Regions from separate parts of the Mus musculus genome. Here regions 2, 3, 4, 5 and 6 are each linked to region 1. Evidence: chromatin loops called from intact Hi-C (ENCODE). Cell type or tissue: heart. All regions are shown on one strand. Each heading gives the region's core, and the rest is flanking DNA. Links, peaks and the distances in the headings are about the cores only. Region 1 holds the start of Sfmbt1 (Scm-like with four mbt domains 1). Region 2 holds the start of Itih1 (inter-alpha trypsin inhibitor, heavy chain 1). Region 3 overlaps Stimate (STIM activating enhancer). Region 4 holds the start of Stimate (STIM activating enhancer). Region 5 holds the start of Mustn1 (musculoskeletal, embryonic nuclear protein 1). Region 6 overlaps Sfmbt1 (Scm-like with four mbt domains 1).

Region 1 (5,160 bases), core at 795-4,794:
ACTCCCTCTTCTGGAGTGTCAGAAGACAGCTACAGTGTACTTACATATAATAAATAAATAAATCTTTAAAAAAAATGTTCTCATGGTCGAAATTGACCCTTGTCAGATGTAAAAACTATTTCAAAGAACCAGTAGTTATAACTATACAGTATTTGCTGAAATCAAGGTCTATGGGAGGAACTGGATGATTCTGAAATACACAATCCAAAAGCAAAAGTTTAGCAAAAAATGTAGGTTTTGCTAAGCAAAAAACAAGGGGAAATTATTTAATAAATGGTGACTGCATAAACAATAACCATTGTAATAGAGGAAGGAAATTAGATCTACATTTTTATCTATTTACTCCAAAACAGAGCAAAACTAAGATTGGATAGATGATCTTAGAATAATAAAATATGCAAAGAAATTATACCAGTAGACAGGTGCATGAAAGCTCACTTTGTTGGCATTCAACAATGAAAACAAAAACAAAAACAAGTAAACAAACAACCAACACCCAGAGGACTAGAATGACAGATGAACTGTAAACTAAAGCAAAAAAGAACATCAGACAGGGGCAACATTCCCTTCAATAACAAAAGTGAAAGATCCTTAAAAGAAAAAAAAAACTTTTTTTTTTTAAGTTAGAAGAGATTCAACTCGAGACAATAGATATGAACAACAGGTTATGTACAGAAGGGGAAATACAGATAGCAAATGGGGAAATTTTGAATGTTTAGTCATCCAAGAAGTGCCAAATAAGGTCACCTTAAACTAGGCATCATTCAATGTAGGGGAGAAAAGTTGTCCCTCAGTGTTTAGGAATGTGCATTCAATTCCTTACACTCTTCCTTGCTGGTGAAAGAACTGGGGCAAGAGAGGGCCATTCACAGCTTTCTACCTAAAAACTTTCCCATTCCTAGAAACTCAGCTCATCTGTGGACCGCATGGATGTGTTAGCAGACAACTGCAATGTAATAAAATACACAAGCAGGAACTATATACCTTAAAAACGACCATGCAAACAAAAAATGTTAGTCATAGTAGCAAATAAATGAAAATGTGTGCTTGCAAGCATGTATCTATGAAGAAGGGTTTTTTTGTTTGTTTGTTTGTTTGTTTTTTGTTTTTGGCCGGGGCGGGGGGGGTGTTGGGAGGGGGTGGGTGGGAGCTCAAATTGTGTAGCAATAATTGAATATCCTTTTATATTCTTCTTTATTTTTTTTTCTTGTTACTTTGTCTTTTCAATGGTGCTTACACTTACAAAAAGAAAAAAATCATCTGGCGTTTGTAATGTGCATATTTCCCAAGGTTGCCCAAAAACATGAGAAAGATGCTAATGGGAGCATCCCAAGACCTTCGTGTGTGTGTGTGTGTGTGTGTGTGTGTGTGTGTGTGTGTGTGTGTGTGTCTCGCCTCCTCTTCTCTAAAAGAAAGGAGTCTTCCTTGAGTAGGAGCCCCTGACTGAGGCCATCTTAGGCTGGAGAGTCTGGTCTCATTGGCACTCCGGGATCCCACAGGCGCTGGGATTTTCTTCTGAGGGAACTTTCTGGAGCAGGTGGGTGTGCTTCCTATTGACACCTGTGCTCGCTGAAGAAGGGTTGAGTAGCCGAACGTAACTGCCTGTGGGCACCTTCCGATTCGAGGCTGATTCACAGCATTTTTGAGCTTCTCCTGAAGCTCTTAGGTCAACCTGTGCCCCTTTGCGGCAGGACAACTCATTTACTGAGCCTGGACATGAGGTACGTAGAGGCGTTCGAGTCGGACTCGGTAGACGAGCACTAGAGTGCCCTGCTAGATCTCAAAGAACGTGTAGGATTCCCGACGTGGTCCGGCGGGCGGGCGCAGCTCCCTCGGCCACGGTATGCGCCCCTTGGGGACCTGCAGAACTGCTGCCTCTCTGCTAATACCATCTTGCTCGAGGTGGTCACGTGCGGGCTACAGTGGCGCGCTTCGCCAGGGACGGATGGATCAGGGACTTCGCGGGGTCCCGAGCCGCTCTGTCCAGAAGCCCGAGGTGAGGTCTTTCTTTCCAGAATCCCAAGCAAGGCCAGGACGCGCCTCCGGAGCCCGAGGACGCCGTCTCCAAGCCGTTCTCCGTCCATGGCGCCGTCGGGGATCAGAGGCTCACGCCGCGACGCCCAGCGCCACGGCCTCGCGGGTGTCTTTCGGCGAGGTGCGGACAGGGGGACGCGAGCAAAGCGGCGGGTTATGGACCCGGGCCCGCGGACGCGTCGTCTCCCGTGCAGCTCCAGCTCCGCGAGCCGGTGGGCTTGGGGAGGCCGGGTCGGGAGTGCCACGCGCGCGAAGCGAGGGGCGCGGGTTGCCGGGAGGGAGGACCGCGGAGCTGGGGGAGGGAGTGGGGGGGCCGCGGGCGCATGCGCCTTGCGTCCGTGCCATATTGGAATGAGTCGGAGCGCGGAGCGCCGCCGCCGCCGCCTCCGCCGGAGCGCGGGTGCAGGGGGGCGGGGAGAGCTGCCGGCCGCCCCGCTCTGCCGGGCTCAGCAGGAAGGAGGGCGCGAGCAGCGCGAGCGGAAAAGGCGCCCCGCGCGGGCGAGCGCCAAGAAGGAAAGAAAGAAAACCGAGCGAGCGGGCGGGCGTGCGAGCGAGCGGGGAGAGCGAGCAAGCGCGCGCGCGAAAACTCCCGTCAGGTAAAAAAAGCGGGGCGGCCGGCTGGGCCTTCCCGCGCGGCGGCCTGAGGGGTGGTGCGGCGCCCTCCCAAAGAGGCCCAGCAACTTTGCCAGCGGGAAGCGCCGGGAGCCAGCGGGCAGCGAGCGCGCGATCTGAGGCGCCAACGGGCGGCGGCGGCGCGTTGGGCGGGGGGGACGACTGGAGTGGGTGGGGGGACGCGGCGCCCGCGCGCGCGGCCTGGCGCGGTCCCGAGGCTCGGCGCGTCGGCCGGCGGGGGCTGCGGGGACGCGCCCGGGCACCTCGCGGACGCGGCGGAGGCCGGCGGCGCCGGGAGAGAGAGAGAGAGAGGGAGAACGGGCGAGCGGCGCGCGTCAGCCCAGCTGGGCGCGAGAGGCCAAAGTGGCCGGGTGGCGGTAGCGGGCTCCCAACTTGCAGGCTCCGGTCCCCTGCCCCCATCGAGCGGCCTCCCGCCGAGCCCCCGCGGACCCGCCCCCCCGGGCTCGCTCCGGGCGGGGCGCGAACCCGCAGCCCGCGCGGCCGCTCAACTTCTCAGGGCCTAGGCGGCGGCGGCAGCGGCAGCAGCAGCAGCGGCGGCGGCGACAGCAAGCGCGGTGGCCGAGTCTGAGCCTCCACCGCAACCGGTGGCTCCGGCCTCTCAGGCGCTTCGCCTGGGGAGGCACCGCCGCCCGACCCCCTGCGCGGATCTGGGGAGCGTCCTGAGGCCGCTCGGCAGGTCCGTGACCGTTTCGTTTTCTGTTCCCAAGTCTTGTTTTGTTCGCTGTAAAGACGCTGGAGGGGCGAGCCCTGTGTCCTGGGAAGCAAGGCCTGCTCTTTGCGGAGCAGAAAAGCCTTGTGAGACTCGGGATAAATTCCCGCGGAAAGGATAGACGTCGTGTTAAGTTTCCCCCCCGAGATGCCAGCTGTTCGCGTGGGGTCTCAAACTAAGCTGTCAAAGCCAGGTCATCTTTAGAGCTTGCGGTGCAGTGGGGTGGGACGCGTCCTGTAGGGCTTTTTTTTTTTTTTTAACTTGGTGGGCGCTCTTCCCCGCGGGTCACTCACAGCAGTTACTGGCCCCAAGTGGTGTGTGTCTTGTGATTGCTGTATTCATCAAAAAGATCTGAAGGAAGTAACATGGAATTAGTCATTATCTGCGTATGGCCTCTCCTGAACCGCGATTTTTAAGATGTCATACTTTATTTCATCTGAAGCAAAATGAATGCTTTGAGCGTGTAACTGTTGTGTCAGCTGTCTAGATGGGGTGGAGGAGGAGGAACGTGTTTTCGTAAGTACACATTGGGGCCTGTTAACTCGCAGCAAATGAACTCTCTTAGGCCACAGGTAGAGTCAGAGTTCAGATTTGTTTGCAGTGTCAGGAACAGCCAGTTGGAACTAGAGGGACCTGAGAGAAGGAGCCAGTTGTGTTATAAGGTTATTACTCAGTTACCATTGGCGAGCCACTTTATCTTTGGGTAGGTGTCTTACCCAGTGTAGTTTTTTGTTTTTTGTTTTTGTTTTTTTTTATCTTCCTTATTATTTGCAAAAGTGGGATAAGTAGATCACCATGCTTTGGGTTCTAAAATTTGGAGACTTCTTAAAATGAGATTTTAAAAAAGTTTTGAAAGGTTCTATCTACATAAAATCACTCACAATATGTGTCTTTTTAAAAATAGATTGGAAAAAACATCTTGTTAGCTAAATCCAGAATAATTCTGTGGACTTTATTTGAACACAGACTTTTAAAGAAGGCATTTCAATATATTTAAGAAGTTACACCTTTCACAGTTTAACAATGAAATCGGGAAAGGACAGTTCGGCCTTGTTTTACATATGCATAAGTCTTGATGGCCATATACACATTAAGATACAGAACAGAGCATTTCCAGCCCTCCCCCCACCAAGGGATTCCTCTAATTGAGTAAACACCTGCCCTTTCCCTAAGGCAACCTCTGGCCTGACTTCTAACTCAACCAATGGATCTTGTCTGAAGCAGGACCCTTTAGAACGTGAAAGGGCAGTATTAACTATTGAAGGATAGCAGGTATCCTTGGAGATGTCATTTTGGTCCTGATGCTGTACTGGTGTAGGGTTCCAGTATCTACAGGGTCTTAAGACTATGACCTTTGGTCTTTGTGGTCAGAAGGACTCCCCCCCCCCCCCAAGACAGGATTTCTCTATATAGCCCTGGCTGTCCTGGAACTCACTCTGTAGACCAGGCTGGCCTCGAACTCAGAAATCCGCCTGCCTCTGTCTCCCGAGTGCTGGGATTAAAGGCATGCGCCACCACACCACTGCCCGGCTTCAGGAGGACATTTTTAACTGAGCAGTTTTTGGTGTGTTAGGATTGTGGTTTCTGGGGGTCTTTATGTTTATAGTCGTTATATTATTATATCATTTCCCATTTTGGGATACAGATTTGTAGAGAGTAGGTTTGAAGGAAGAAATTATGAATTTTTGAACAAGTTAAGAGTTAAAGGTGTCAGATGAATTAATTTTGTTAAGCTTAGAATTTGCAAAGACAATTGAATGAAAATTGATTTTTTTAAAAGTCTA
Region 2 (5,160 bases), core at 798-4,797, 230 kb after region 1:
TCACACCACCCCCCCCAAGGCAAGAGCTCAAGGATGTACCCCACCCTAGCCCCAGATGCCAGCTTAGACAGGCTTACTCAAGCTTCCATCCTCCTGGAGGTGCTCCCTCCTCACAGTCCCCAGCTCCATCCTGGATGGTCAGAAGGGAGAGCCCTGGAAGCTTGGCCACTAAGGCCTGGAACTTACCTGACAAGGCCAGCGCTCTCCCCTAAAACGGCTGCCTTCCGGTACTGCTTCCATGCAGTCACTTTGTCCTTTATGTCCCCAATGAACGCCTTCCCATCTGATGTTCTGCATGAAAGGGAAAAGCCCCCAGTAGTGGTGGCCTGACTTCACTGCCTGGGTTGTCCTTTGTACTGAGTATTCTGAGCCTAGGACCCTGTCCACACAACTCCTTGAAAAGGGAGTCTCTGCTGTCTGCTGCCTCTACTGTCCACTGCTGAGAGGACCCATAGGAAGTCAGTAGATAACCATAGTCACAGAGGCCACATCACTCACTGGATTTGCTCCCCAAGTCAAAAGCTTTGAAAACAAGCAGTCAGAGGCTCTGATTTTCTGTGTAAGGTGGGAGGTGAGACCTCTAATGGACCTCTTTCCTCCTACCCCTCTAAGCTGGGGCTGGCCATGACCCAAGTGAGATCTCACTACTCTGAACTCAGGCTGAACAGGTGAGTGGACACAAGTGGAGTAGAGTGTAAGAGTTAGACAGGGCACGCACGCACATGGCAAAGTCACTGATGAAGGCTGTCTTGGGGATTTCCACATCAAAAGCCACTTCCCTGGCTTTATCAGCATTGTTGACCACTTGGCTGGTGATGACGTAGTGGGCAAAGCGAGAGGTGACTTTGCAATTGACTTTCAAGCTCTTGATGGACACACCATTGACTGACTGAAGATAATACTAATAATAATTAATAATAATAATAATAATAATAATAATAATAATGGACTCTACCCACTCTAGAGCAAAGTGCCCAGATTCCCAAAGAATACACCAGACCTCCCAAGAAGACCCTCTTTCTTTGCTGGAGACATGAGGTCACATTTCAAGTGATGGGAGCCCCCTGCCTGTTGCACTGACAGAGGCATACAGGGATGGGAAAAAGCAAACCTGTAGTAAGGGCCCCATCTTGGACCCCTTGGCCAAATAACTTACAGTGTCCACAGCGTGTCGCTTCTGCAAAACAAAACCACCACTAAGTGTGAGTGGGGACGCTCAGGGACCCTGATCCATTTATTAAGGGTGGGAATGGGGTCTGTGTGCTCTCCTCCTCCACCTCCCTCCTGCCGCTGGGAGGCTTCCTCTTCAAGAAGAAATGATCAGTGGGTGAGGGAGGCTCATGTCCCTGATGCAGGAGCTGCAGCCCCGGGGCCCAGTGCAGGGACAACTGCCTATCTATGCTAAGGGCTTACTCACATACCTCACTGCCCCTGGGTCTGCCTGTTGCCAAGCCCAAAGCAGGCCTGGCCTGCAGAGTGAGGAGCGGCAGCAAGCACAGCAGCACCCGGAGCCCTGTGGCACCCTCCATGATCTCCAGGCTCTCAATTCCCCGTCACTTCCCTCAGACTGTTAGTTAATACTGTGCTGGACAAACACAGTTTAAACATTAGACACAGCGGAGGCAAATAGCAGGGTTTAGGGAATCAATGAGCTGGGACGTAGCTCACTGGTAGATGGTTTGTCTACCGTTGTTGGTAGGTGCCATGCACTAAGCTCTGGATTTAATTCCTAGGGGAATATGTATATATATATCTCAACATGTTAAGTGAAGTTGAAGAAAAAGTTTGCAGATCCTGGGTGATGGCTCAGCAGGTAAAGAAATTTACCATAAAGCCTGACTACCTGAGTTTGGAACTAACTCCCTCAAGTTATCCTCTGACCTCCACCTATGGGTTGTGGCATGAATGTACTTACAAACACACACACACACACACAGAGACCGAGAGACAGAGAGAGAGAGAGACGGAGAGATGGAGAGACAGAGAGACAGAGAGACAGAGACAGAAAGACAGGCAGACACACATACAGAGAGAGATGGTTGGAGAGACAGACACACAGAGAGAGAAAGCAACAAAAAGTGTTCATGGCAGCTAGGCTTGGTGGCACACACCTACAATCCTAACACTAGGGAGGTGGGGTCAGGAGGATGAGTTCAAGACAAGCCTCAGCTACATTGGGAAACCAGTTGGGCTATATGAGATCTTGTCTTTAAACATGGGTGAGGAAGGGTGCTGAGCTGGATCAACAGCGGAGAGGTCTTGCTGCCTTTCCAGGGGACTCAAGTTTAATTGTCAGCCCCTGTGTTGGGAACCGCCACCCCCTTCTGGTTTCTGTGGGTACTGCATAGGCCCACATGTAGGAAAAATAACTTTTAAAACCATGGCAGTTACTACTTTCTTCTTGTAAACAGGCAGCTCAGGGCTGTGGAAAGTCCCTGCCAGACTCCAGATTGCCCTTGTGTATTTATCTGCACTCCGTCAAGAAGGCTTGTGGAGCCCTCAAATGCTTCCTTTCCTGTCTCAAGTACCAGGCAGCACCAGTCTCATATACAGTTAACTTTTGGCAAGAGGACAGAGGCGATACAATAGAATTTCTAAGCTTAATGAAGCTTTTCGTCCAGAATTCTTCAACAAACTTTCCAGTCATGCTTTGGCCACAGATGTGACTGGGTGTTATGACACCCAGTGACACATTTGGTTCTGATGATTCGGGAGGCTTGGGGGAAGCACAGCGGTGACCCATGCTCCGGGCGTATTGCATCATCTCGCTGACCTTCTTGCTGGATTTGGAAAGAAAAACAGAAGTCAGCTTTGTCCTGCTCCCACCAGGCCAGCATGCTGTCACCATGGAAGACACCAATGGCAGCACCTTCTTAGAATCAAGGCCTCTGGAAGCCTCGAGCAGTTGTTCTTTACTGTCTAAGGTCTAGTCATGTGTCTCTGGGACAGCCACACTTGAACTGAGGTCTCAGGCTCCAGCGCCCATCATGTAGAGAGGTAGGCATATGCCCTGAGACACAAAGCCGGGAAAACAGAGTGGAGACCCCAGAGGGGAGAGTCCTCAGAGGCCTGGCTTGCCCAACAAGTGGCTCAGCTTTTATGTGCAAACCCTGTCCCCGACAATCCACTGGACAGCTGCAGTCATTTGGTTAGGTCACTCTATGACCTGGGTTGGGATGTGACCCTGGTGAGATGAAGGGGACCTTGCAGAAGAGCTGTTTGCTTATCCTGGACTTTGTCTCCCAGAGGCAGCTTCTGGGAAAAGGGTTTTGGCCTTGGGGCAGGGTGACCTTCTGACCTGTTTTCTGCCTTTGTGGAAGATTAGACAGGTCAGCATGCTTCTGTACATTTGAGGGTCTGTTTTGTTCTTTAGCAGCACAAAAAGAGCCTGGTGGGCTGGGCACAATGGTAGGAGCTGGGGTGCAAGGATGATGGAACTTAGTTGCCCTGATATGATCGGGAAGGGAGACAAACCAGTGGAACAGTGAATCCTAGGGACTGTCTGGAGGCTGGGGATGCCTAAAGATCTGTAGACCCTGGGAACTCATCTCCGTGGGAATCAGAAGGTGTCTGGGGAAGTGTGACACTTGGGAAAGTGAACATTGGGAGAGAAGGAACTTTGGCAAGTGATCAGGATCAACTGGATGGAACCAGTGGGTTCTAGTTTCAGTTTGTTGCTGTTACAAACACTAGAGGATAGGAGGGCTTGTTTTCAGCTGGTAGGTTACAAGGCGTCATCGAGGAAAGCCAGGGAAGAAACTCCAAGCAGGAACGTGAAACAGAAACCATGGAAGAATGCTACCTGGTGGCTCACTCATGGACCCATGCTTAGCTAGCTGAAGATTACCTGCATAAGGTATGGTGCTGCTCACAGTGGGCTGGGCCCTCCTACATCAATTAACGATCAAGACAACCCCCTGCAGACACTACCACATGTCAATCTGCTCTGGGCAATCCCTCAACTGAGACTCAGGTGGTTCTAAGCTTTGTCAAGTTGACAGTTCAAAAAAACTAAGACGGAGTATCTGTAGACCCTTAGCTTGTGGGATGGAAAACACCGAGGTGCCCAAGACTGGAATGCTGAGAGCTAGTTACTGTGGTATACATTTGCAGTCCCAGCTACTGAGGCAAGAGGATCAGTTGAGGATCAAGGGTCCATGGAAGCTTGGGACAGCAAGGAACACAAGCAGATTCTTGGCTGTTGAGAGAGATGAGTCATGCCAAATCCGGTTCACAGAAGGAAACGAGGAGCATGCTGATTTGGCTCCAGGGGTGGCAGGTGACAGAAAAGGACAAGGAGAGGGGAAAATGACCAGTGTGAGCATCTTGTATGCCCCATTCCATTGCTGTTCTCAACTTCCCCCAGGAGTCAGCTACTGTTCCAAACCCCATGTTTAGGATGAAGAGTGCGATTGGCCCAATCGTGGCTATGGGAAGAGGAGATAGACAGGAAGCAGATGAGGTTGCTAAGGATTAAGCTTGAGGGCCTGGGAAGATGGCTGCCTCCCATTCCTGATGCTGTGCGCTCTGCACCATGATGGACTGAACCCTCAGGCTGTGAGCCAAAGGCCCTTAAGTGGATTCTCGGCAGATATTTAGTGATGGCAGCAAAAGTCACTCATACAGCTGGGAGTGCAGCTCAGTGGCAGACTGCTTGCTGGGCAGCTGAGAAGCCCTGGGTCTAATCCAGAGTAGTGCTAAAAAACAAACAAACAAACAAAAACAAAGAAAAAACAAAGATGTGAAAAGGATGTTAAAAAAAAATTCACCATGCTCCACACTGTTCCATCCTCGTTCCCCGCTCTTCTTCTTCACCTCATCCATGGTCCCTATGGGGCTGGCTGTGTGAGACTTCTGTAAACAGCTGTTCACCATCCACATAGCATATGGATGTCTGCCTGCCTGTCTGTTGCCTGCCCATCCGTCTGTTCGTCCTTCTGTCTGTCCATTTTAAAGCACAGATACAAACAGCACCAAACCCTGGGAGACATCAAACCAGTAGAAAGCAGAAGTACTCAAAAGGAAAACCAGTGTGGACAGGACAGTAGGAGAATCTGGAACATTCTAGAAAGGGATAATGGGGAAGATTTCCCAAAGGACAAAGATGTCCTTTTAGGAACCAGGCAGTGGAGGCACACGACTTTAATCCCAGCACTCAGG
Region 3 (5,160 bases), core at 769-4,768, 150 kb after region 1:
ACACTCTGCTATGCTCTGTGACTGTACGTGTGAGCTTCAAAGCTGTGACTGCTCTGTGTCTTTGAGCAAGCTCTCCCTCAACCTTGAGGACCTGGCTTGCTCACTTCCATTAGGGAAGCCTGTCCTGACTCCTGCGTCCAGCCTCAGAGCTGTCTCTTCTGCAGAGCTTCCCGTCCTGCACTGTACGACTCTCCCATTTCCTAGGGGGCTGACTTTACATTTGTATCCCCGGTGTCTGGCTTGGAGTACAGTAAGCCTCAGGGTGAGTGGGTGTGTTGTCCTAGAACATATGCTAGAGCTGGAAGCAACTACATTGTCCCTCGGTGCTTCTAGTCATCACCTAAATGAGCTCTGTCACCAGGGGAAGATGCAGGTTTGCACACACTGTGAGAAGGCGTGGTTCAGGAAGGAGTATCTAGTTCTGAAGCGTCCTTGCCGACAGACCGCAGTGCAGGCTCTCTGTAATCTTCACTGAGCAAAATATGCTGCCACACTACGTGTTTTAACTTAGCAATGTAAATAACAGTGGTAACACACCTTGGATATGGACTTTGTGTTGCTGTTGGTTTGAGAAACTCCCAATGTCTGTTTGTTCTTTCAGTTAAACGCTTCAGAGAACCAAAGCATGAAAGACGGCCGTGGAGGATATGGTACGTACCAAAGTGCCGGCTCACCCCGAGAAAGCACTTGCCAAGGTGTCAGAGTTTGCTCTAGGGACTGATGGTGGAGTATTGGGATAGGTAGAACTTGGAACAGGAGAAATTACATACCGAATAAAGTAGTGGGATCCCTCAGTTGAGTTAATACGAATGCTGTATAATATGAAAATAGTTCTGTTTTTTTGTTTTGCTTTGTTTTTTGTTTTCAAAAACTTTTGATTCCTACATTTATTTATAATGCTGCTCTCAGTGCTGGAAGATGGAAGACGATGTGAACGGAGCAGCCTCTGCTGTGAGCTTCTCCATCTTGACTGTTACGAGATTATGCCTGTATGTGTAATCAAATACAAGTTTATTTGGAAATTAGTCATATTTCAGAGATTCTTATCACACCCCTCACCAGATGTGACTCAAAACTTAAGGAAACAGTGTTTACATCCCCTGGATTATCATAAAGCATGCAGATGAGTGAATGGCTAGATGAAGCCGTTTGTTCAGTGAGCTGGGATGTTCCAATTCCTGAGCCCAGTTCTGTGAGCATGGGTCTTATGTCCACCATCCTCTCTGTGAATGAATTCATTTGCTCACTGGTTCCAGAACACTCCAGGACTGTGTTTTAAGGCTCATGAGGCCTATGGGTTGTTAATGTAGTCCGTAGCCCTTCTCCTCTCCCTGGAGTATGGTGGGGCTTATTTACTCATGGCTCAGTCTTTCAGTGGCCTGCCCCACCCTAAAGCTCTCTAGGAACTACAGACACCTTTTTAGAACAAACTATACTCCTATCACCCAGGACAGTCCAAAGGATTAGACCTCTCTCTGTGAGGGAGCCTGGAACGACAACAACAACAAAAAGATATTCCTCACACCCCTGGCACTTGGGACATTACAGGGGGTTGGACTTTGGGTCTGGGGCAGAGATCAAGTGTTTAATGTAGATACATGAATATCAAGCATACTCACTTTGTGTAGGATGACCCTGCAGTAGCAGTTGTATGTTCATTATGTAGTAGTAAAGCTTCAGAAATAGATTCCAAGGATAAAATTCCCAAACAGTAAGTCATTTGGAAGGAGACAGGCAGGCCTCTGGTAGCAGTGTGGGCTACAGTAAGCTTACTCCTGCCCTAATGAGACTTCCACTCCCCTTCAGTAGCGACGCCATCATCATGTCAATAAAAGTGCTTTATAATTGTCCCATGCACTCACTGATTGCTAAGGACGTTCCTCCTGTATGTTGAGAATTCCTACTTGTACTCGCCTGTCACTGAGTCTCCCGAATCTGGGCATTTAGTCCTGCTGTCACGGTTAGTAAGGAACACCGAGAACACCTAGGTCTAGGCCCTCTGTGTGTTTTGCGTGGTATCCTTTGGTGTCTCCTGGCCTCTGGGTGTAGGGATGGTTATGAGGCTTGGCCACAGACTTGGTCTGTTTTCCCTAAGGTGGTTGCTGCTCTCCTGTCCGGTTGGTAACACTTGCTGGTTCTGTTTTATGCAGGTTTTTAGACACTTCCAAACAAGCCATAGGGATGCTCTTCATCCACTTTGCAAATGTGTACCTAGCAGATCTCACTGAAGAGGACCCTTGTTCACTGTGAGTGGCTTGTATTTGAACTTAACCTCCATTGAAGATATGGACTGGCCTTCTCTTCCCTTGCCAGCACAGCTCTCTAGCTTGGGGGAGGTACCCATCCTTTCTCCTCTCTCTAGTTTCATCCTGTATGTGCCTTCATGAGTTTGTACACTCCACTTTTGGTTGGTTCTCAGGACTTTGACAGTTACCTTGTGTGTTGGCTTTCTGTTCATCAGTCTAAGTTCAGTCCTTTGTCTTTCTAGTGCCCAAGTTCACAGCAGCCCCTCATCAGGAAAGGATAACACTCAAGAACGGCTGTGTGCTAGATGCAGAGCACACGGGTGTTTCCTGTGCTATGAGATGTTCAAAGTTATCGTTGGGCATCACTGGCCTCTCTGACACACAGAGCATCCATCTGTCAGTGTGGACTGCCTTCCACATGAGGTGCAGAGCAATGTGTCTGCTACCTTATCCATGCCCTAAAACACTTTACATCTTACTGGAGGAGGAATAGTCATTCCCCTAGCAGACAGAGTGGCAGAGGTTTCACTCCAATTCCAACTCTTACTTCCCTTTTCCAACTTCAAGTGGGAGGTACCAGAAGGCTATAGTACCTAAAGTTCACACAGTGCAGACATGGTGAAGCTGGACATAGACCAGTCTGTGTACTCTGTACACATCAGTACCCCCATGATGCTCTAATGCCTAAATGAATCCTCTGTGTTAAATGCAGAGTCAAATTTGGTCTTGGCTTCCAAGGGCAGCACACAGTAGGCTCAGGAAGTATTTGACAAGTATATAAGTGAATGCAAGACTGGATATACCCATTGTCCTTGTTATCTTTCAGGCTTCATCTCAGATGTGAACCTGCAGGTGTGAATATCCTTCTACACCAATTAGAGATAGTGTCAGAGCAGGACCCTCCTGCCAGAATGGAAACTGCTTTGGAAGCTGGGACTATTCTTTCTGATTCTGGTCTGAGAGTGACCCCTTGTGTCTTTAAGGAGGAAGAGCAAGCTGCCTGCCTCCCTCTCAGTGCTCTGGGTTCTGGGGACCAAGCACAGTATGCTGGCCCCGTGTTGCAGTATTATGCACATCACAAAGCCCAGACGGGGGCAGAGGTCTGCTGGTCTACATAAAGTGTCTCAGCCTTAGCAACTTGGAAGCTCCTTGAAGCCAAGTCTTGCACGGTCCTTGAGCTTATCCACAGGGAGTTCAAAGCCCTTTAGTATCACAGGGTCATTATCTGCTCCATGGCCTCACTTTCATCTTAGTCTGCCTCAGTAACTGGAGCCTGTGTCCAGTGGTGCTCAGCTGGATCTACGCAGAAGGAGGCTAGGTAAACAAGGGGCTTTACCTTGGTGAAAACAAGGTTATATCTCAGGAAAGTGGAAGCCAACCTTATAAGAATGGTCACTATTGGCATGCCTCCCCATGTTCCCTTCTCCAATCCTCTGGCCTTTTCTTGGGGCAGCAGAACTCTCTCATTGAAGTATAAAAGTCACATCTGGGACTATAGCTCTGATAGAACATTTGCCTAGCGCGCGCACACACATACACACAGTGCTAGGTTCCATCACTAAAAATAAAAAAATAAAAATACTGTTTGCACACGTGGTTACAGACAGGGCTGAACATGCAGCTGTGCGACCCTGCCTGATTTGCCTAAGAAGTCTCAGAAACCATTTTCCTTGAATGCCCTAGGAAAGTGGCACAGTTACACCACCTCCCTGGCCTGGAAACACCGGGATGAACAGAACCACTCGATGGACTTATTGTTGTCGATGGGGGTTTGTTCTCCTCGGTTCCCTTAGCTACTTCCAGGTGTGCTGTCTTCTGCTGAATCTTGGCCTTGGCACATACACTTGAAGTTTATAAAGCTTCTTTGTCCTTCTCTTTCCTGTTCTTCAAGTTTTTGATATTAGCACCTTTTCAGACTCCTGGAAATGGAAGCCACCATTCTGTAGTCTCTTGCATGTTGGAGTACTACTCTCCCTCAGTAAAGCCAAACATAGGCTGGGTCTGTTAGCCTTCATCTGGGACCCTGGTAAGTGCCACAGTGAGGCCACAGCTTAGTGGCTTTATTCCCTGACCATGCTGGTATGGCCTCTCTTTCTAGGTACCTCATCAACTTTCTTCTGGACGCCACTGTAGGCATGCTGCTCATTTATGTGGGCGTACGCGCCGTCGGTGTCTTGGTGGAGTGGCAGCAGTGGGAATCCCTGCGTTTTGGAGAATATGGTAATGTCCAGGGACACTGGGTAGGGCCTGCTGGGGACTCTGAAGTCAGGAGGATTTGGGCTGTTCACTGTCTTCTTGTGTGGACACAGAGAAGTTCACTTTAGGGCTTGAGACTCACTTTCCTAGGAGCTGGGAGCAAGTATTTCACTGCCAAGATCTCCATTGTGGGGGAAAAGAATTGCAGAAGCCAGGAGACAGCCCTTCCCCCAGAGGCACTTGGTCCCACATGCAGGACTGCAGGGCCACCTCGTCCTGCTGAGCTTCCCAAAGAGTTCATGTCCCCTGCCCACCACATCAGATAGATGGGAGCAGCTGTTGTTTGGGAAGGCTGTCCACAGTGAGGTGAAAGCCTGTCCCTCTTTCCACTACCATCCTGCGATTGTCCTGTCACCCGATTACTCTGCTAGAACGTTTGCCTAGTGAGGAGATCCTGGTGAGGAGCTACTCGTAAGGAGCAGTGTTAGGAGCTCACCACAAGAGGGCGCCAGGACAAGTGTGTACAATCTGGATCCACACTCCTTCCATGCCATGGCTCTGGGCCCAGAGACCTACTGTCTTCTAGGTGGTTGAAGACCTCTGAGAGAATGACAGTTTAAAAGGGCACATGATTGCTGGAGCTGGCTGGGGAGTGCCTTGGGTATTTCTAGAAATCTTAAGTAATTGTTTGTCTTCAGTGAGGGAGTATGAGTTCAGG
Region 4 (5,160 bases), core at 611-4,610, 110 kb after region 1:
GTAAACTTGTTATATGACAGTTTTAAGTGGCTATGAGAAAGGTATTAATCTAATTTCATTTGTGCTAACTTTACAGTAAGAAAGGCTTTTAGCTGGAGTACATTCTTCCAAACTCTTAGTAGGGCCTCAGAGAATCATTTCTGAAATGAGTAAGAGAGGCCCTTCCTACTTAAATACAAATCTAGAAGCTATCCCAGCCTCCACCCCTTGGTGTCCTGCCTATCCCTTCTGGATTTAGATAGGCTTTGTTTTGTTTCATTTTGTTGTTTTTCAAATTACTAAGAAGAGATGGGGTGAGCAGAATCCTTCTTACTCCCTAAGACCTGGGAATTCTGTTCTCAAATTCTGAAGACTCTGTAGGCCTGAGAACCATCCACACCTGACAGTGCAGAGCAGTTGTCATATCTGTGTGTGCAGATTGGTGTCACACCTGAGTGTGCAGAGCAGTGTCACACCTGAGTGTACAGAGTGATATCATACCTGAGTGTGCAGAGCAGTGTCACACCTGAGTGTGCAGAGCAGTGTCACACCTGAGTGTACAGAGTGATGTCACACCTGAGTGTGCAGAGCGGTGTCACACCTGAGTGTACAGAGTGATATCATACCTGAGTCTACAGAGTGATGTCACACCTGAGTGTGCAGAGCGGTGTCACACCTGAGTGTGCAGAGCGGTGTCACACCTGAGTGTACAGAGTGATATCATACCTGAGTGTGCAGAGCAGTGTCACACCTGAGTGTGCAGAGCGGTGTCACACCTGAATGTACAGAGTGATATCATACCTGAGTGTGCAGAGCAGTGTCACACCTGAGTGTACAGAGCGGTGTCAACACCTGAGTGTACAGAGTGATGTCACACCTGAGTGTGCAGAGCAGTGTCACACCTGAGTGTGCAGAGCGGTATTTCTCCCAGACTTCTTTTGTCAGCTGTGTGTGCAGTTTTTTCATGAACTCTGTGTCTTCAACTAGTAATCTCCCTGTGCCCAGCCACGGCCTCTCTTGCTTTAACACACAGATCCTCTGGCTCTCCCTGAACATGAGCTGTAACTGCTGAGTGCTTAGTGTGTAAGGTCCTTCTCGGACTTAAAGGGAATGATGGGACTTTACATTTCCCTTATACGTTCATTTAGTTTCACAATCTTTTTCAATAAAAAAAACTTTAAATAAATTTACATTTCAATAAATTAAATATACATAAGTTAAAATTCAGGTAAATTTACATTTGCTGTGTGCCAAATCTGTGCCAAGAGTGAATCAACACTAGCTCTGCCTTTAGAAAGCTCATACCAGGGGAGAGACCTAGCTGTCTGAACCAACATACATACAGCTGAAAGTGCTGGTGGAGCAGAGCACACAGAAGGTGAAGGTGCAGTGGAGATGGGCAGACAGGTGGCTTGCCGCCTAGGCAGCAGCTCATGGCACAGGGCTAGAGAGTAGTATCCATACCGGTGTGCGAGGAGACGGTAAGAGAAAGGCTGCAGAATTGCATTTCCTATGGATTGCAGAGTCTATATCCCTGTTAAATAAAACAAACAAACTTTGGAAAGCATTTAGTCCTCTTTGATAATTAGAACTTCTTGAGGAAATGTCTTTAAAGTTAGTATTTATTGTTCCAAAAAGATACCTTGATGTAGGTTAGACCTGTACCATGCACATGCCCATTGACATGCAGCAGACAAGTCAGAGCTCTAGGGCACCAGCAAGAGGTGTCTAGAGAGACAGCAGAGATGTCTAGGGGTCTGGGTAGTAAGACAAACTTAAATTGGAGTCTGTGCACACCGGTGGTTTGGAGGTAAAAAAAAAAAAAAAAAGAAAGAAAAGAAACCAGACTGGGTGTGGTGGCATATGCCTTTAGAGAAAGTCGGGCAGATTCTGGGCTACATAATGAGTTCCAGATGCTGTCTCAAAACAAAATCCGTTCTATTTGTAGTTGTATCTCAGAAGTGAACAGAGCAAGGACTTGTGCATGTTGACTTTGCACTTAAACTCACCCTTTTTATAAAGCGAAAAGTGGCTGGATTGAAGTAACCATTTAAAGTGGGGGTGGGGGACAAGTGTAGTGGCACTTAACTGCAGTCCTAGCTACCTCGGAGGCTGAGGTGGAAAGATCATTTTTTTTGTCCAAAGGTTCAGATTAGCCTGGACAATTCAACAAGACCAATCTCAAGCAAAGTAGCAAAACCAGACAGACTGGTGTCACAGACCTACCTATAATTCACTTAGAGTGCGTGAGTGTGAAGATCAGGAGTTCAAGGCCATCATTGTTTCTAGGTCCTTGTTTTAAGTTTGAGGACAGGCAGGGTTAAGAAAGTGCCTGTTTCAAAACAAAACCCCCACAAATTATGTTTGGGAACAGGGATTCACCCTGGAGCTTTGAATAGTGAGTTGAATCCTCTGGCTTTTGACCATGAAAGTAGAACACTCAATCCCTGGCGTGGGAAGAAGACCTCAGACGGCTGAGACTATTGTACTCAATACCGTGCCTTAGCATAATGTTGCCTCAGGTTCTGGACTCCACTTCCGAAGTAGTGAACCGAATCTGAGGGCAGAATGTAGGAGTATTCTTAGGAAATTGTCCAGGGCATTTATAGATTTGCCTTGGAGGGGAAAGGGATTTAGCAACAGACTCCATCACTGTCCCTGACACTGCTCTCATGACCTAGAACACAGGGCTCTGGGGATTCCTTTTACACAGTCTGGCTCACCTGCTCTACCTACCTGCAGAGATTCTCCTCCAGCCCCGCCCCTAGCCCTGGCTAGAGCCCCGCCCCGGAGGGAATCGAAGCCCGCCTCACGCCTGGCTCAACCAATCAAGCTCTACGATCTCGGACGTCGGGTTACGCGCGGCGCGGAGGCGGCCGCGGGCTGAGATACCGGCACCCAGCTCCAGGTCCGGGGTCGCGGCTGGGCAGCGCGACCCGGGCTGCAGCGAGGCCGGCGGCCCCTCGCGCCCTCCCGTCAGGCCGCCATGCAAGGCCCGGGAGGGAACGTGAGCCGCGGATTGCCGAGCGGGCCGGCCTCCACGGTCGCGTCCGGGGCGGGCCGCTGTGAGAGCGGCGCGCTCATGCACAGTTTCGGCATCTTCCTGCAGGGGCTGCTCGGCGTCGTGGCCTTCAGCACATTGATGCGTGAGTCCGGGACCCCAGCCCCTCCCCGTCCCCACGTCGACCGCCGCAGTCCCAGCCCCACCCCGGGGACCCTCCTGCCCTTAGAGTTCCGGCCTGGGCACCGGGCCCTTGGGCTGCGGTGCCTCCCTCTCCCGCGAGACGGTGCTGGTTATTCGAGACTAGAAGGGAGTCCGGGACCCTGGGCTGAGAGCTTTTGGCCAGGAGTGACCCTGCCCCTCACCACCTCCACCTTAGACCTGTCTCTTGTCTGATGTCAGCCTAAATCTGGTCCCCTCCCACTTTGCCGTCGCAAATTAAGGTTACCTCACTTTTCGGTATGGACCGAGATTACCCCCCCCCCCCCATAGCTTCTTCTCAGGGGCTCCTCGTAGCCTTCCTCCCCTTGGCTCTTAGACCCCCACACCCTTAAGTGTCTGCTAGCCTAATGCTGGGCTCCTCTCTGAACCTTCACTCCCAGTGTTTGCCCTCTCTGTTGGGTGTGGGGAGACTCACCCACACCCACCTGTAGTGTTAGGGCAGTGCAGTCGGTGCTCCCACATTGCTGCGCGACCCCCAGCCCTACTCCCTCTATTGTTCAGGGAAGATCCTCTCTGACTGCCGCGGTACCCACATCCCAGCCTCCCTTTTCACCTGTTCAGCTCTGTCCTGAGCTTTCCCAATTAAGTTGTATCTGAAGTTTCCGCTTGCTGTTCTTCCAAACCACGTTTGTTATTTACATTTTTAAATTTCCTCTTTTTTCGTGAAACTCTGACAACCCTCCTGGTTGACTTGATGGAGGAGGCTAGAGGCTCCGGGAAAGTCTCAGAGGCACTTCTTGGGGAGTTTTATAGTAAAGAAGGAAGTCACAGATGGCCCTTGTTGCCCAATGGGGGTTGGAGGAAGGGTCATATTTGCCCTTGGGTTGGGAGGTTGTGCTGTTTCTCTGATGGGCACATACACACACACAGACACTAAAGGATGGAGTTCTCTTGGCACGTAGACCTGAGAGTGTCCCTGTGATGTGTTAGAGAGGAGTTATAACTAAGCTATTATATAGAGGCATTAATTCCAAAACTGACATGTTTTCACAACTGTGCTCTGTGGGCAGAATGGGGAGTTCCAGCAGGATGTAGTCTTCACTGGGGGTGGGGGTGTCCTGCTGCAGCTCTGAATGCAGATGCAGTAGGGTTATCCTTGCTTATTTATAACAAGAGGTTTCTTTGGGCAAACTCGCCCAGGCTTCAAGCGACCCTGGATAGCCCCTGATTCTGACCACTATTTCTTTATGGCTGCTTGGTTTTGAACAAGAAGTGCCCAACTTGCCACTGCTTCTTTGCCATTTTCTCTGCTGAAACTAATGTGTAGTTGTTCTCAAAATGATAGTTTGTGACAACTTAACCAGAATCGGTTGCTGACAGGTGCAGATTCTTTTGTGCCTGTGTTTTCAGGATACTATGAATGGGCTTCTGCTCCTTCCCACTCTTCTCTCCTCCAGCCACTGTCTTTTTTCAAGAAACTATAGGCTTCATTTTTATTATGCAAAACCTGGGATTTTGTAGTGTGGAGCTGACTGTTCTCATGGATTTGATTTGTGTGACTCCCAGGCTCACTTGTGATTCAGAGAGGGACATGCCATTATGTCAGGACAGAGTTGCTCACCGATGAGAATTGTCAGGGTAGATTTGTTCAGAGTGGTGGTACTGGCCCTGCAAGTCTTCGGGGACTCACTTCCTCACTGAATCTTCAGTGTGAGTTTATGCACACATCCCAGGGTTGCTAAGGACTTCCTGCGAGCATATATTAAGTGAGAAAGTCCATTCCTGTGCAGAGGAAGGCTCGATATGGAAGGGCTTCATGATCATGGCAGAAGGCCCTGGGCCAGTGAGTGGTAGTGTTATGTACAAGAGATGAGATGGCCACAACTGGGTCTATCCTGTAGAGCAAGCCAAGGTGGCAGGACTTTTGTACTAGATCAGGAGGCCTCCTGGGCTGCAGCCCATTTGGGAAGCACCTTTCATATGGCTTAGATTTCTTGGTCCTGTTGAAACAGAACTAT
Region 5 (5,160 bases), core at 828-4,827, 170 kb after region 1:
TCCAGGAGTAGAAGAGAAAGCTAAACAAACTCAGAGCATCCACCCTTGTTCAGGGCCCTCCCTCTCCTCAGAGACTTCCCCTCCCACCCCTGCCACTGGGATGGGTTCTTGCAGTCAGCCTGGGCAGGCTGTCTCACACATTCCAGGGTTCACATTCATAAACACAGTCTGTGAACAACAGTGCCAACACCTCCCACCGTCGAGTAAGCAGCTGTCCCCAGAGATGCGGGGTCCCCGCGGCCATCTCCTCTCACCAGGGCAGCTGCCCATCATCGCCAAGAATAAACTCCAGCTAGTCGCTGCGTGGATCTGAATCATCTGAGAGCTTCCAAAGGAGGGGAGTGACTACCCAGGACGCACAAGCAGACTATATAAGTTCCCAAGGGTTGGGCCTCACGCAGATCCTTTCCTGTGGCTACTGCCTGCCAGAGAGCTACCAACAGCGAGCTTGCTTGGCATCCAACATGTCCGAGGTAAGGAGGCCCAGAAGGGACTAGTTGGTGCCAAGGAAGTTGCGAGGGCAAGGCTGGACACTAAGTAGTAGTGCCTGCTCTGAAGTAAAAGCCAAAGCTAAACAGAAGCACCGTGGCCCTTCCAGGCTGGCCTCTGGACACCCTGGGTCTCACCAGGCTCTGGTGAAAGGCCTTGACACTTCAGGCGTGTGAGGGGTTGGAGGTGGGGAGTGCCTATATAGAACTGTGCGCCTTTGTATGGAGATGAGGGAGCTAGCCTTGCTGGCTTAGTGTGTCCTGATGTGTACACATTTGTAATCTGGAGGAAGGATGAGGGGCGGAGACTGTACCTATAGATCTGTCTGTCTCCCTGTGAGGGTGTGTCTGCAGGCCTGCGTTTCCCTGGGAGCTCAGCCCAGGCTGAGTGAGGGAATCCTTGCACCTGCCTGCAGGGCTTAAGAAGGAATCAGGTGTCAGCCTCACAGGCGCCCGCCCGGGTGGTAGAGAAGGGTGAGCACTAAATCTGGCTTTCCCGGCTCTACTGGGCAAGAACAACAAGGTCATCCTTGCTCCTTTCTCCATGGCTGTCTACCCCGATCCCTCCCCAAACACAGTAAACATCAGTGGTTTTGTTTTAGGGAAAGGGGGGAGGGGCAGTCTTACGGACTTCACCACCTCTGTGAACAGATCTTAGAATTCCTGAGATTACCAAGGGCTCCTCAGTCTTAGAGTTCATCTTTTTGCTCTCCGCCCTTGTGTCCAGTCCTGAACTCGGCCTGACAAACAGGCCAGTGTGAGGATGCAGTGGTCACCACCCCCAGGAGTTCCCTCCCTGTCTGTGGGGAAAGGTCAGATGTCCAAGTCAGGCTAAGAAGGCAGGGAGGTGGCGGGGAACTTGCAGTTGGGAGAGGAGTGAGCTTTGAATCGGCTTAATTCGGAAGCCTGGGAAGGAGGAGCCCCCGCCAAAGTTGGGGGGTCTTCATCTCAAGGCATTGAATTGTAAGGCTCTCGACTTTTCCAAGGCTGGCACTCCTGAAGGCCCCATCAAGAAGAAGCGGCCCCCTGTGAAGGAAGAAGACCTGAAGGGGGCCCGAGGGACCCTGGCCAAGAACCAGGACATCAAGTCTAAGACATACCAGGTCATGCGGGACTACGGTGAGTGTCCCCCGGGCATGTGGTAGAATTGGAGACACAAGCATCCCCCGGTGGTAGCTAAGAGGTGTTGAGGGTCTCTGGGCATAGGAGGGGCTGCACACAGCATAGGGAGCCCTGCCTCTGAGAAGACCAGTTTAGGTCCCTGATGTCACCTCCTCCATCTCTTGCCTCCAGAGCAAGCCGGCTCAGCTGCCCCATCTGTATTCAGCCGCAACCGCACAGGCACCGAGACAGTCTTTGAGAAGCCCAAAGAGGGACCAGCCAAGAGCGTGTTTGGCTGAGACATGCACATTGCACCATCCACCCGGACACAGGAGCCTCCCCACGAACTTTTTTTTTTTTGTAATGCTGGAAGATGCCTTTCCTCTGCTGTCTCTTGAACCATCATGACTCCCACAACCCTAGCCCTTGGAAACACCAATAAAGAGTATGCCCAATGTCCCCAACCTTGGGACGTTGCCATGGCCGCTACCTGCAGAAGAGAGGGAAGTGTGGGGACATAGCATATCTGGTGCCCTTCCTGGACTCTGAGGTGGGACAGGGAATAATGTGTGTGCTCTCAGAACCACTGAGGTGTTCCAGGCAGAGCCTTAGCCGTGGAGTCCTGGTGCGGACTTTCTGATGCGTGTAGGAGACAGTTCTTCCTAAATCTCTGTTTTAGGCTGGGAAGATGGTGCCATAGCTAAAAGTACTTGCCATTTCTTTAGAGGACTCTGGTTCAGTTCCCAAATATCCTCATGGTAGCTCATAACCATTGAACTCTGCCACCCTCTTCTGGCCCCTGCGGGCATTGCATTACGTGTGGTATGCCTGTAGTCAAAATACTCACGTACCTAAAATAAAAATGAAATGGAAAAGTAACCTTCGGTTTCCCATCATGCACAGCAGGAGAGTTGAGTTAATGTCTATGGCATAAAGCAGGTTTCAGTAACAGAGAGACCTTGTTGGAGGCCGAGCTCCCTCTGCCTGCCTCAGAAGGTGCTGCAGTGTTTCCAGGGTCCTCCAAGCCCATTATCCTTACTCCTTTGCCCATGGTGTCTCTGGACTGTATGTCTCCATCTCAAAGCCCAAACTAGGTGTGGTTCCTCTGGCCAGTGGCCGTGAGTTTCCAAGACTCCTCAGCAACCATGTCCCGCCCCCCAGCATGGTGGCCGGGGTATGAGAACACCAGGTTCCTAGCTGTGTGCCATCTGTCTCCTCAGACCTGTGTCCTATGTCTGCTGTGTCAGGTTGAGGAAGCTAAAAGCTTGCCCAGTTAGAATGGCAAGAACACAGGCAGGCCAATAATGGCTCCTGAGAGCAGACCTACAGGGCCTGGCTCATGGATGACTCCTCCTGAGAAGCTCCTGTGACCCCTGGGCAGGTAGCTCTGGCTCCAGGCTGGGCCTATCCTCTGGGTCCCAGAGGAGCAGACGTCTTGTGGGGACAGAGCCAGCACTTGCTCACTGGACCTCTTAATAATGTCCTTCCCAGCAGAACTGTGTACTGTCCAACCCCACTCCCATCCAGAGCCTGGAGGGTGAACGGACACACAGGAGTGTGGCCTCTGACCATAGCCTTGCAAGGGAAGGCAGGGTTTTCATAGAAGCAACAGAAATTTCCTCAAAGTTTCCAACGCCCTGTCCTAGGGACAGATGCCACCAGCCTTGAGGTAAACCACACCAATGAAGACAACACACCAGTAGCTGGCCACACTTCTGGGTCCGTAGACTCAGGAGTGGACTTTCCAGGGCCACCAGAGGACACCAACTCCAGCTGCATCAAGTATTCAATATTTGTTTGCTTTATTACAGTGTCTATTATTTTAAAAAAAAAAAAGTACTTAGTGGGTGAGGGTAAGGTGTCCCCCACCTCTACCTCATCCTTTGAAAGTTACAGCAGGCAGGAGAAATGGCTCTGGACTCATGAGAGAGGGAGAGCTGGCTCTGCCCTCACTAGCTACAACACTCCAGAGATCAGACCCCTGCACCTCTCCTGAGCACTGCAGTACAGCTGACCCTGGAGTGGGGGTGGGTCGCAGGTGAGCAAGCCCAGAGGGTGTGAGCATGGGAGCCCTGCCACTTGTCTGACATGTGGTGGCATGGGCAAGGGGAAGATGCCACCCTTTGACCCTTCCCACCTATGGCAGGCGGGAGAGTTGGCCCCAAGGTCATGGGAGCTAGAGAACTAGCCTTGTGCCTCATCTACTGCAGCATTTGGGAGAACAGGCCCTGCCCCTTGCCTGCACACCGCAAGAGAGCTGGCTCTGCTGGAGAGCATGAGACCAGGAGAGCTGACTGTCCTTGCTGGCTGTGGCATTAGGTGAGCTAGCCCGGGCAGTGCTGGAGAACTCGCCTTGTGCTGTGGGTACAGGAGAGATGGAGGGTGGACCAGCTCAGCTACCACCCAAGCCCAGATCTAGGGCTTTGAGTTGGCCCATGCCAGCATCTCCCCCATCCATGAACTGCCGGAGCGTGTGAAGGGGCTGGTCCTACAGATAAAGATGCAGGGTCTCCAAGACACAGAGCCACAACAGAATTTCCAAGAGGAGTCCCTCTCAGGGGATTCAGTATTTATAGCATAGCAGGAGCCAGAAGCCTCCAACGGGACCAATGACTCATTTCAGTGAACATCTCCAAGTAAAAAAGTATAAACAAAAGAGTATACTGTGGGACACAGTCACACATTACAGCTTTGACAACAAGATTTACCCACTTTGGGCTGGAGGTTTCAAGGGCAAAAGGTAGTGGGGAGATGAGTGGGATTGGGGTGGGTGATGTGAAATTCACAAAGAATCAACAAAAAGTTAAATTAAAAAACAAAGCCGGGCAGTGGTGGCGCACACCTTTGATTCCAGCACTTGGGAGGCAGAGGCAGGTGGATTTCTGAGTTTGAGGCCAGCCTGGTCTACAAAGTGAGTTCCAGGACAGCCAGGGCTACACAGAAAAACCCTGTCTTGAAAAACAAAAACAAAAACAAACAAAACAAAAACAAAAAACAAACAAAACCAGCTGGGCATGGTGGCAAACACTTTCAATCCCAATACTTGGGAGGCAGAGATGGGCAGATCTCTGTGAGTTCGAGGACCTTTTCCTCAAAGTGAGTTCCAGGACAGCAAGGCTATTACATGGTGAAACCTTGTCTCAAAAAAAAAAAAAAAATACAAAAAAAAACCCATAATTCTTTACAGTTCTTGAAAGAACAATACTCAACTTCACTTCATATGGAAAAATAAAAAAAAAAACAGGATAGCTAAAACAATCCTGTACAATAACATAACTTTTGGAGTTATCACCATCCCTGATCTGAAGGTGTACTACAGAGCAATAGTAATAAAAACTACACAGTATTAGTAAAGGAACTGACAGGTTGATCAATGGAATTGAACATGCAGTGAATCCACACACCGGTGGACACTTGATTTTTGCCAAGCCAAAACCATACAAGGGGGGGGGGGGAAGCGTCTTCAACAAACACTGCTGGTCTAACAGGATGTCTGCAAGTAGACAGTTACAAATAGATCCACATCTATCACCCTGCGCAACACTCAAGTCCAAGTGGATCAAAGACCTCA
Region 6 (5,160 bases), core at 447-4,446, 72 kb after region 1:
AAGCAAAGGGGAACGAATGCTGGTACTGAGCTCATTTGTGCCATTTCAGATTCAGTCTAGGACCATAGTTCATAGGGTGATAGTCTCCATGTTCACAGTATATCTCTTCCCTCCTTGGTTAAACCTCTCTGGAAATTCCCCAAAGGCATATCCGGAAGCATGCCACCGAGCAGTTCTATATTCAGTCTCATGGCAGTGGAGATTCATTATCAGAAACATGCAACTATATATAAGTATAAATTAATTCAGCTGTACTATAGTCTTTGTTGTATACATTTCAGGATAAGCAAGTTATTGGAACCCATGAATTTTCTATAAACATGAAGTTGGAAGCTGTGGACCCGTGGTCTCCTTTTGGGATTTCTCCTGCAACGATTGCTAAGGTGAAGTGGGAGTAATTAATTATTCTTCTGGAAAGAATTGCTATCAGGATGACTAGTTGAGGAAATTACGGTGGATTTACCTTTAAGCTATACTGATACTATTCATTGTAAAGCAGAATCACTTCTGTATGTTTGTGCTGTTTTGTACAATTTGTGTGTGTGTGCCCTTTCTGTTTCAGAGCTTAGTAGTCCTGTGCAACCAAGGCAGAGCAGAGTCAGGGCATCAAAGTAGTAGAGGGAATGTTGTTTAGGGCAAGTCTTACTTTGTACAACTAAAAAGTGTTTGACTGGCCTGCAGGCTGTGGGCTTTATAAAGCATGAATCCAGTCAGTGCCATCACTTATCTAACCAGGGGCAAACAGAGAGACCTGTGGGAATCACAGAATTGGCATCATCAGTAGGATAGCTGCAGCTGTGTGTCCAGAATCAGACTTTAATCTCTCTAGCCGCTGATAAAATGAAGACTCTTTAAGAGTAACCACAGCAGCTGACCACACTGTCAAGGCACAGTTACTGAGGTACTGTGGAATAGATAGCATTTTGGTTCAGGTCTAGAGCAGAAGTCTATTTAGTGGAAGTAGAGCCCAAGGTGGATTATAACTATGTGGGAATAGTTACCAAGAGTCTTGTCTGACTTGAGATTTGCATTTTCTTTGACTAGTGGAAGATTATTCCTAGAGCCATGAGGGATTTTTGAACCTGTCCTAAAGACCTTTGGAACCTTGAGAAATGATTCAGTGGTTGAGAGCAGTTCTGCTTTTAACAGAGAACCAGTTACTTCCTAGCATCTATACAGTGTAGCTCATAACCACTCAGGATTGCAGCTTCTTCTCCGCACATGCACCCTATGGCATGTAGACACACACACATGAACGCAATGAAATACAGACAGATCTTTAAGACACAGAGACAGAAACAGAGAGTGAGACTTCAGACTAAGACCTTCCAACCTTGTCTGGAGTCTGGAGAGTGCAGGCTGCTTAGGTTCCAGAGGAATTCGTTAATTCTCATTCTGCCATTTGAACTTAGTCTAGTAATGGAGTTGACCCCTTGCTAAGCTTAAACTAACTTTTGCTTTGAAACAAATAACTTGGCTTGAGTCAAGTTTGCACTTTCTTGACTATGTAACCTGGGCAAATTACTTTACCTTTCTTTGAATTAATTTCGTTTATCTAAATAATGGAATTGAAAATGGCACCTCCCTCATTAGATTGTTACAAAAAGTAAAACTGAGTAAATACTGAAAGACATTTAACTAAAATAGTACCTGATCTAAAACTAACATTTATTGAATATTTCAATAGTCCATTGTGAATGTAAATGAACTTATATAACATGTTTGATTGTGCTAAGGAAAGTACAAATATGTATGTGTTAGATATGTTTGTGTGCATATATATATATATATATACATATATATATATATATATAAATAGAGAGAGAGAGAGCGCATATGTTTGTGTGTGTGTGTGTGTGTGTGTGTGTGTGTATGTGTATAGCACACATAAGCCACTTGTCGGTTTCATCTGTTGATTACACAGGTGTTTGATGATAAGTACTTTCTAGTGGAAATGGATGACCTTCGGCCAGAAGACCATACAAGGCGATCATTTGTGTGCCATGCTAACAGTCCTGGTATCTTTCCTGTGCAGTGGAGTCTAAAGAATGGTTTACATATCAATCCTCCTCCAGGTATGGAGTTGAGTTCTTCCATGTTGTTTCTCAAAATTATTATTATCATTATTAATTGTGTAGGGTCTCACTGTGTAGCAGAGTGTGTGTACTCACTATATGACACTTGATGCCCTTAAATTCCTAATCTACCAGTCTTAGCCCTTGAAATATGTGTTGGATGGCATTGCCAAGATTTTTTTTTATACCTTCTGTCTTGAGTATCTTGGAGGTCCAAAATAAGATAAATGAGATCTGGATTCTAATATTTTTATTTAGAAAGGGTCTTATTTTGTAGCTCTGGTTGGCCTGGAACTTACTATATATACCAGGCTAGCCTTGAACTCACAGAGCTCCACCTGTCTCTGCCTCCTGAGTGCTGTGATTAAAGGCATGCACCACCATGCCCAGCTTATTATGCAGTATTTGAAGTCATAAGCTAGTAAAGTGTCAGTATGTATTTTTCTCACTGTTTGACATGTATCTGTATAGCCAGGTAGAAGGATGTGTTCAAGCCTGGATTCTGTTCTGGTTCCCTTGTTTGTTCCGTTTAGAATCTGTTGGGAGGTCACAGAGGGGTAACTGTGCCCAGTTTGATTCTCTGTTGCTGTGATAAGCTGTGGACCAAAAACAGCTTTGGAGAGGAATGGGTTTATTTCATCTTATACTTAAAACCCATCACTGAAAGAAGTTGATGCTGGAACTTGAGGCAGGAACTGAAGTAGCGACTCTAAAGGAATTGTGCTTAGCTTTGCTTCTTATGGCTTGTTCAGACTGCTTTCTTATACAGCCCAGGACCACCTGTCCAGAGGTAGCAGTGCCCACAGTAGGCTGGGCCTTCCTATATCAATCACAAATCAAGAAAATGCCTTACAGACCCCCCCCTCAGGACAGCCTGATGGAGGCAATCCCTCTATTTCCAGATATGTCTGTGTTTCTGTTGACAAAAATGAATTAGCACAGTAGGCTTGATAAACACTGAGCATTTAAATCTGGCTTCTTAGGGCCAGAGCTAGAAGGTGGATGATTGCCTTGTAATGGAGGTGACTAATCAGGGAATTTATGATCAGGATCTAAATGGGTAACAGCTCGTTTTACTTGTTCTTGTAACTTTGTGAAATATGGTATTTGACCTTCTGATTAAAGCACTGAAGTATCGTTTCACTACATTTGGCTGGAACTTTTAGTATTTTAAACTTGTAGTTTCTGGAAAATGTCAGATGTTTATTTGCTTCTCTCTTCTTAGCAAAGCAGATTGTTTTGACGTCGTAGGTATTTGGTAAGCAAGGCTCCACTTGGAGGGTAACGGTGGGACATTGCGTTGGCTCATAACGGCCTCCACCCGGCCTTCATTCAGTTAATAAACATTTATCACTGTTTGCTGTGAACATGAATGCATCACTGAGGAGGTAGAGACGGGATCATCTAGCCTTTCCAGAGCTGTGTGGGAGGAAACACGCACAGGGCTTCCCAGGTTCTCTCCCTTCAGTGAGCAGAGCACAGGGACACCTGGTGGGAAGGTGTGCTATTGAACACTTAAACTAAGAACGTGTTGCTTTGTAGGAAATCTCAGGATATATCAAGTTCTTTATACTGCTTGCTACCTTTGGATGAACAGGTAGGAAATGAGTATTAAAGGTACAGGAGTTTTAGGCATACTGTAGACAGCCAGTTGACCTTGTAACAGAGGGGAAATAGCGAGTTATGTAAATGAAAATGACATGGGGGCTTTGAGAGAAGGCCCAGTGGCTAAGTGCATTTGCTGCTTCTGCCACAGTCCAAAGGCCTGTTCTCAGTGTCCATCTCAGGGCTCAGCGCCGCCTACAACTCTCGTTCTACAGCTACCAGCACATGTGTGAATACATCCACACATATATGTATACACTTATACATATATAAAAATAAAAATATTTAAGAAAGAAACATGTCAGAGAATGATGTTTTGTCAGGAAGTGAGACTGGATCAGAGGAAGAGCTGAGGCCCTTGTTGGAGCAGAAAAGAGACTATTGCCTGTAGGAAGGCACAGGTCGGGTAGCCTGTGATTAAGCTCTGAGACAGAACAATTTAGACAAAGTGGACCTCAACCACACAGTTCCTCCCCCACAGATGGGGCTGAGTCAGACACTAGTTTTCTGCCAAGATCCTTGATAGATTGCTGAAGTAGAGTTGTTTCTTTTAGTCTGAGTAGAATTTATGATTCAGATTATATAAGAGCATTTAGAGTTTTAAAATGTTTTCTTAACTGACACATTATATGCATTTTTGGAGGACAGGTTAGCATTTTAACAGATTCAACGTATAATGATCAGGTTGTAGTAATAGACATATCTGTCAGATAAAATGTTATTTCTTTGTATTGTGAGCAGTCAGAATCCTTGCTACTAGTTTTTTAGTAGATGTGGATTAGTAATTTTAGGTGTTTAGTTCATTTTTGTCACCCATAATTATCCTAGCTTAGTAGAGACATTAGAAATTATTTCTCATATCCAGCTGCACCCCTGTGCTCACTATCTTCTTCATCCCTAAGAATATTAGACACACTCTGTAGTACAGGAATCTAGAAACAGTATTATATCAGGGTGTGGTGGTATATGCCTGCAATCCTAGACCTTGGAAGTGGACGATGCAGGAGGGTCAAAGTTCAAGGTCATCCTTGGCTATTTGAGTTCCAAAATAGTTTGAGTTACATGAGATCCTGTCTTTAAAAAAAAAAAAAAAGTCATTATATATTGGTATTAGCTAAGACATTAGCCTTATCAAGAAAAAGTCCTCAGTAATTAAAAGTCCTAATAAAATCAATAATGTTGAATTTCTATATAAAAAATAAAGTCTGTATAACTTTTTTTAAACTCTTGGCAAATTGCCAGTAACTAGCCATATAATAATACTGCTCAAAAATACCTAGTTTGAATTTTGGAAATTTAAACACTTATTTCTTGTATTTTGTTATATAATTATAATTTGCCCAAGTTATTCTGTTTCATAAAATTAATTGTAATAGTCCTGGGTTCAGTTTCCTAGCAGGAAGAATGTATCAAGTGCCCCTCCACATTGATCACAGTGGCATGAGGAGTTTGAGCTGACACCTTGGCAGAGCTAGAGCCA

The links. Hi-C counts contacts between places; a loop is a spot of excess contacts. Peaks named below come from ENCODE experiments on the same cell type or tissue, not always from the same donor. Only the 100,000 strongest peaks of a DNase experiment are listed, where the experiment ranks them.
Region 2: a loop joins it to region 1, with 2.0 times the contacts of the local background. A loop is called at or near these places in 2 of 42 quality-filtered maps.
Region 3: it touches region 1 in a loop (2.1-fold over the local background); 9 of 42 quality-filtered maps call a loop at or near these places.
Region 4: a loop joins it to region 1, with 2.1 times the contacts of the local background. A loop is called at or near these places in 6 of 42 quality-filtered maps.
Region 5: a loop joins it to region 1, with 2.7 times the contacts of the local background. A loop is called at or near these places in 2 of 42 quality-filtered maps.
Region 6: it touches region 1 in a loop (1.9-fold over the local background); 6 of 42 quality-filtered maps call a loop at or near these places.

Annotation. Positions count from the first base shown.
Region 1 is chr14:30,713,246-30,718,405 of GRCm38, forward strand. It overlaps Sfmbt1 (Scm-like with four mbt domains 1), which reads left to right and starts at 2,370. Exons shown (of 21, transcript NM_001166532.1): 1 at 2,370-2,630. In heart, for the core only: no CTCF peak of the experiment used is centred there; DNase peaks (open chromatin) are centred at 2,406 and 3,466; H3K4me3 peaks cover 2,914 bases; H3K27ac peaks cover 2,054 bases; H3K27me3 peaks cover 1,362 bases.
Region 2 is chr14:30,941,738-30,946,897 of GRCm38, forward strand. Itih1 (inter-alpha trypsin inhibitor, heavy chain 1) reads right to left here and starts at 1,552. Exons shown (of 22, transcript NM_008406.3): 1 at 1,422-1,552; 2 at 1,157-1,177; 3 at 723-889; 4 at 187-291. The coding sequence starts at 1,529. In heart, for the core only: a CTCF peak has its summit at 2,336 (motif pointing left); DNase peaks (open chromatin) are centred at 2,354 and 2,764; H3K27me3 peaks cover 266 bases.
Region 3 is chr14:30,862,279-30,867,438 of GRCm38, forward strand. Stimate (STIM activating enhancer) reads left to right here. Exons shown (of 8, transcript NM_028839.4): 2 at 602-650; 3 at 2,151-2,246; 4 at 4,345-4,466. Among named protein-coding and RNA genes, the nearest start is that of Mustn1, 14 kb to the right of the region's middle. In heart, for the core only: a CTCF peak has its summit at 3,235 (motif pointing left); a DNase peak (open chromatin) is centred at 3,273.
Region 4 is chr14:30,822,766-30,827,925 of GRCm38, forward strand. Stimate (STIM activating enhancer) reads left to right here and starts at 2,829. Exons shown (of 8, transcript NM_028839.4): 1 at 2,829-3,125. The coding sequence starts at 2,966. In heart, for the core only: CTCF peaks have their summits at 3,092 and 3,317; a DNase peak (open chromatin) is centred at 2,806; H3K4me3 peaks cover 1,762 bases; H3K27ac peaks cover 1,395 bases.
Region 5 is chr14:30,879,143-30,884,302 of GRCm38, forward strand. Mustn1 (musculoskeletal, embryonic nuclear protein 1) reads left to right here and starts at 115. Exons shown (of 3, transcript NM_181390.3): 1 at 115-473; 2 at 1,475-1,607; 3 at 1,782-2,468. The coding sequence starts at 465. The coding sequence ends at 1,888. In heart, for the core only: a CTCF peak has its summit at 2,403 (motif pointing left); DNase peaks (open chromatin) are centred at 1,369, 2,029, 2,089, 2,389 and 1 weaker place; H3K27ac peaks cover 940 bases.
Region 6 is chr14:30,785,533-30,790,692 of GRCm38, forward strand. It overlaps Sfmbt1 (Scm-like with four mbt domains 1), which reads left to right. Exons shown (of 21, transcript NM_001166532.1): 8 at 282-383; 9 at 1,925-2,075. Among named protein-coding and RNA genes, the nearest start is that of 1700087M22Rik, 10 kb to the left of the region's middle. In heart, for the core only: no CTCF peak of the experiment used is centred there; no DNase peak of the experiment used is centred there.